2 separate regions of the Homo sapiens genome follow, and region 1 is linked to region 2. Evidence: read pairs that join two places in POLR2A ChIA-PET (ENCODE). Cell type or tissue: CD4-positive, alpha-beta T cell. All regions are shown on one strand. Each heading gives the region's core, and the rest is flanking DNA. Links, peaks and the distances in the headings are about the cores only. Region 1 overlaps LOC107985695 (a long non-coding RNA gene). Region 2 overlaps PPP1R3F (protein phosphatase 1 regulatory subunit 3F).

Region 1 (2,918 bases), core at 118-2,617, 640 kb after region 2:
TTGGGAAGCCAAAAGGATCACTTGAGACCAGGAGTTCGGGACCAGCCTGAGCAATATAGGGAGACACCCACCCCCCCCACCTGTCTCTATTTTCAAAAATAAAATAGGCCAGGTGCAGTGGTTCAATGCCTCTAATCCCAACATTTTGGGAAGCTGAGGAGGGAGGATTGCTTGAGTCCAGGAGTTTGAGACCAGCCTGGGCAACATGTTGAGGTCCCATTGCTACCAAAATTTTTTAAAAATTAGCCAGGTGTGGTGGTGCATGCCTGTAGTCCCAGCTACTTGGGAGACTGAGGTGGGAGGATCACTTGAGCCCAGGAAGTCAAGGCTCCAGTGAGCTGAGATCATGCCACTGCACTCCAGCGTGGGTGACAGAGCAAAGACCCTGTCTCAAAACAAACAAATAAATAAAATACAGTAAAATAAAATTATAATAAAATAATATAAAATATAAAGACATTAGTTGGGTGTGGTGGTTCGTGCCTGTAGTCTCAGCTACTCAAGAAGCTAAGGTGGAAGGATCGCTTGAGCCCAGGAGTTCAAAGCTGCACAATGAGCTATGAGCACACCAGTGCACTCCAGTCTGGGCGACAAAGTGAGACGCTGTCTCTAAAAAAATTTTTTTTAATTAAATTAAAATAAAAGAAATTTTTAAGGTCAGGTCTGGCTTTTTTTAAAAAAAAGTCATGAGTCATACTCTCAATATAGGCATAGAACACTGTTTACAGCTTTTGCCTCCATAAAATTATTTTTCTGTTATGGAAAATTTCAAGCGTATAAAAAAGTAGAGAGAACAATACAATAAATCTCCATGTAGTCATCACCTAGTTCAACATTTATCAATTCACAGCCAATGTTGTTTCTTTTATGTCCTCTACCCACATCCCCACTGGATTATTTTGAAGCAACACCCAGATATTACATCATTTTACCCATGAATCTCTCAAGATGTTGCTGTAAATGATAAGAACTTTTCCTTTTTTTGTTTTTTTTTTTTGAGACAGAGTCTTGCTCTGTTGCCAGGCTGGAGTGCAGTGGTGCAATCTCGGCTCACTGCAACCTCCGTCTCCCAGGTTCAAGCAATTCTCCTGCTTCAGCCTCCCGAGTAGCTGGGACTACAGGTGCACACCACCACGCCCAGCTAATTTTTGTATTTTTAGTAGAGTCGGGGTTACACCATGTTGGCCAGGATGGTCTCCATCTCTTGACCTTGTGATCCGCCCGCCTCAGCCTCCCAAAGTGCTGGGATTACGGGCGTGAGCCACCGCGCCCGGCCCAAATGATAAGAGCTTTTAACAAGTTAGCAGTAAATCATGATCATATCTCAAAAATAATAATTCTTTAATCAATTATCTAGTCAGTTACTTTGTCTCTCTCTTTATTTATCAGTTTTCAGAATGAGTTGGTTCACTAGCATCCTCCAAAGGTGGCCAGGGAGATTTTGTGGCATCATTCTGCCCTGAGGGCTAGGTGATGTATTTCAATCTATTGCAGTTATTGTTCTTTTTGATGCTCAAATTGCCCCATCTTTGGCCAATGGGAGCCTTTGAAACTTGCTTGATATGACCCCAGTAATCTATAACTTCCTTTTGATATGATGCAATTTTTAAATAATACATAATTTTATATAATAATGATTATACAATGATACTGTGTTTGCATGGTTCTCAATAATAGTACAGTATATTCAAAAGATAAATAATAATAATATGGGCCAGGCGCAGTGGCTCACGCCTGTAATCCCAGCACTTTGGGAGGCCAAGGCGTGTGGATCACGAGGTTAGGAGATCAAGACCATCCTGGCTAACACGGTGAAACCCCGTCTCTACTAAAAATACAAAAAAATTAGCCGGGTGTGGTGGCGGGAGCCTGTAGTGCCAGCTACTCGGGAAGCTGAGGCAGGAGAATGGCGTGAACCCGGGTGGCGGAGGTTGCAGTGAGCCGAGATCGTGCCACTGCACTCCAGCCTGGGCGACACAGTGAGACTCCGTCTCAAAATAATAATAATAATAATAATAATATGGTATATTTAGATAAATCTAGCTTCTATCCCTGTCTCCTCAACCTTCTTCCCTCTCCCTCCACCCATAAGAAACTATTTTATCTTTTTTTATTCACCCCTTTATAAATAGCTGTTTATATATTTTTGGTTTACTCATCCATTAAAAATATGCAGACAGCTATTTTTTTAAGTAAATTTACAAAGTAAAAACAAAACAAAAAAAAAAACCACACACACAAAGAGCAAATTCCTAGCCAAAAAAAAAAAAAATCCTGGATCAAAATGTATATAAATGTAAAACTTTGATAAATACTGTGAAACTTTTTCTAAAATGCTTGCTGAATTTTATACTGCCACCTGTTATATATTATCAGTTTTCCTCATACTCTTGACAGCACTGGATATTATAAAACGTGAGAGAGCTAAATCTTTTTTCCCTGAGCTATTGGAGTTTTGTGGTTTTATTTTTGTTTTAAAAAATCCAAGTTTGGCCAGACCTGGTGGCTCACACCTGTAATCCCAGTACTTTGAGAGGCCGAAGCAGGAGGATTGCTTGAGCTCAGGAGTTCAAGACCAGCCTGGGCAACATGGCAAAACTCCGTCTCTACAAAAAAATACAAAAAGTTAGCTGGGTGTGGTGGCTCACGCCTGTAGTCCCAGCTACTCAGGAGGCTGAGGTAGGAGAATCACTTGAGCCCAAGAGGCAGAGGCTGCAGTGAACCATGATCACACCACTGCCCTCTAGCCTGGGTGACAGAGCAAGACTCTGTCTCAAAAAAAAAAGAAAAGAAAAAAAAAAGAAAGGGAAAGAAAAAAGAAAAAGTCCATGTTTATGTTTATTGCATTATGGTCAAAGAATGTGGTCTGTATCCATTCTACTTTTTGGAATTTATTAAACTTTTCTCTGTGGCCTAAT
Region 2 (2,918 bases), core at 176-2,675:
GAGGGAGAAGTGGCCTGAGCAAGAAGGGACTCCTCGTCATCTGTAACACAGGGGAGGGAAATCAGCGTGCAGACTTGGGGGCCACAAGTTATAGGGAGTTCCATTCTTATGGCTTCTGTTTTGTTTTTTGAAGCAGGAGAGAAAGTCTGAAGGTAAAGAACATTTGAAAGAGTCACTTCAGAGGAGAAACGAGTGGATCAAAAAAATATAGTAGAACTGCTAGGCAGGGTGGCCGATGACCCCTCGACTGGTGGCGATGTTCATCTGCTCTGCCATGGGACATTCTCTAACAAAGCTTAGCACGTGCTGGGCTGATGAGTGCTATGAAAAAGCCAGGGGCCCGAGGACACTGGGGTGGACAGGCTCCCCTGGGGAAGTCCTCTTAGAACTGAGGGATCAACACTGGAGGAGACTGCAAGGGGTACGGGATAAATGTTCCTGGTGAAGGAAACAGCAGGGGCAAAGGCCCTGCAGCAGAAAGGAGCGAGGCCCTTTGGAGTAACAGAAAGACCATGGTGACAGGAGCTCAGAAAGACCACTGGTGTTAAGACTATGAGCCAGTGGAGGCCAGATTGGGGAATGGGATGGGAGGGTGCTTGAAGACCATGGTGAGGCTCTCTTGGTCTTTACTTTTAAGAAGAATAGGACACTTCCAAAGGGTAGTGTCAAGTGCCAAGGAAGATCAGGAGGGCTTTTCCCCACACCAGCCCTAGGACTTTGGACTCTGGGAGCCTCAGTTTGCTCATCCAGGAAAGAGAAATTTAAAACCCTCTACTTCACAGGGAATGTTGTCGGAATTAAACCAGACCTTGCATGAAAATATAGTACTCAGTGAAGTGCCTGGCGAAGAGCAGGGGCTCAGCCAGGTCTCATACAACAAATCCTCTGTACTCCATCCCACAAGCCCTGTGACATCTTAGGACCACTCTGCATCTCTTTCCCTGCTGGAACCTAGCACTGTGCCCAGCACACAGTAGGCAGTCAATAAATGCTTGTCGATGAATCATCTCTAAGCTTTAGAGTTACCAAATGCCTGGTCCAGCAACCCAGGGAAAGCAGCCATTTGGGTTTCTGAACTCTATCCTGATGGCTACCACGGACTTCTCCCATGCCCTCACCTGATGTGGCTGTGCTCAGTGCACAGAGGGCCTACAGCCAACATTTCCTCAACAGGAAGCCCTCTGATAGGGCTCCCACAGGTAAGGGATATACCCTGAGATCCTCCGCCATTTCCCAAGAGGGCTAGGTCACAAAGGGTGGCTAGTCTTCAACAGTGCTGCAAGTCACTGGCAGCACACAGGTTCTAAAACAATAATATGTTGAAATGTACTCACCAAGAAAGCCACCGACCTACAAAGAAACCCTTATCGCTGATCTTGCAATGAGCACCAACCTCCCCTTTGCAAGAGCTGAGATCGAAAGATAAAGAAGCTATCAAAAAGCCATCTGCCCACTTAAAATAATATCACAAGTCATGTTAGGAACCACAGACCTGGGGCCAGATACCAAAACAATTGTCTGAACAGGCTGCTTCAATTTCTCCTTAAAACCGCCCATGTATGTTAAAAGAAAAACACCCTCTCCACCCACCTTGGCCCTGCAAGGTTTTGATTTCTCTGTTCTCTGCCTTTCACACTCTTTAAAATGACCAAACTCCTTTACCCAAACTGTCGCATCTTACAGACAGGGTTCCCATGACAGCCGGCGGGGATGACAGCTTGGGAAAGTGATAGAAATGAAGGTAGCTCTGGGGTACTGGACCTGCTCAGTATCTTCATCTGGGTGGTGGCTACACAAGTGCATACATATGTACAAATCCACTGGGCTATACACAGAATATCAGTACACTTTATGTAGGTATACCTCGATAAAGCAAAAAAAAAAAAAAAGGTAAAAGGAAAGCACGACATGCTGGGAACACCAAGAGTGAAATCCAGAATTTGCCCTGAATCATGCCACGCTTTCTAGAGGACCAGTTTAAAAAAAAAAAATAGAAAAAAATAAATGTCCCTAGCATTTCTTCCCTGGCCCTGTCACTCACTAGCTGAGAGGCTTTGAGCAAGCTGGCTCATCTCTCTGAGCTACCTGTCTCCCCTCTACTAAATGGGGATAATCATAGCACCTACACAACACAGCATGCACAGCAGGCCTCACGGAGAGAATGGATCTGATGTTCATAGCACAGAAATCAGTAAATGCTGGCCAGTTATCTTTTGCAGTTACCACCATGCTTCAGTTACCTTGCCCATGTTTGCTGCATTCAATCCAACCATGCAAAGTGACTGTCATTTCCCTTAGCAGAGAAGGAAACGGAGGCAAGGCCACACAGCTGATGGGCGGAGCCGAATTTAGGAGAGGAATCCAGGAAACTGTAGGTGTGGCTCCCTAAATACTGACACTAGCTAACACCTGTATGATACTACTTTGAGCCAGACTCGGTTCTGAGCACCTTTACTCTTATCCCGTAAAGTAGATGCTATAATTCTGTTTTACAGGTGAGGGTCCTGAGGCATGGTGTAGTTAAATGCGTTGGCCAAGGTCACAAGGCCAGTAAGTGGCAGCGCCAGGATTTGAACCCAGGCAATCTATGCCAGAATCCACACTCTTAATGCTGTAAGAAAAACCATGCTGCCTGCCCCCTTTAAATGAAGTCTCAGATTATGGTGGGGCTCACAGGTGGGTGAGTGGGTACCTGCCTGCCTGCTCAGTTACCCAGGCACATCTGCCCACCAGACCGGAGCTAGACCTTTCTGAACCACTCACAGCCTAAGGCCTTACCAGAACCAGCAGAACCCACAAATGTCTTACTGCAGCCAGGGGCTTCTGACCAAGCGTATACATACAAGGTCCAAAAAGCATTTTCCCATTTCCATTCCCAGTCCTCCCAGGAACAGGGAAATGTATACATTTTAGGGAGA

What was found. Peaks named below come from ENCODE experiments on the same cell type or tissue, not always from the same donor. Only the 100,000 strongest peaks of a DNase experiment are listed, where the experiment ranks them.
Region 1: POLR2A ChIA-PET joins it to region 2 with 5 read pairs; 2 of 35 experiments call an interaction of 5 or more read pairs at or near these places.

Annotation. Positions count from the first base shown.
Region 1 is chrX:48,627,480-48,630,397 of GRCh38, reverse strand. The region is part of intron 1 of LOC107985695 (a long non-coding RNA gene); the gene reads right to left. Among named protein-coding and RNA genes, the nearest start is that of WDR13, 31 kb to the right of the region's middle. In CD4-positive, alpha-beta T cell, for the core only: no CTCF peak of the experiment used is centred there; no DNase peak of the experiment used is centred there.
Region 2 is chrX:49,272,005-49,274,922 of GRCh38, reverse strand. The region is part of intron 1 of PPP1R3F (protein phosphatase 1 regulatory subunit 3F); the gene reads right to left. Among named protein-coding and RNA genes, the nearest start is that of PPP1R3F, 3.7 kb to the right of the region's middle. In CD4-positive, alpha-beta T cell, for the core only: no CTCF peak of the experiment used is centred there; DNase peaks (open chromatin) are centred at 1,402 and 2,212; H3K4me3 peaks cover 2,055 bases; H3K27ac peaks cover 1,294 bases.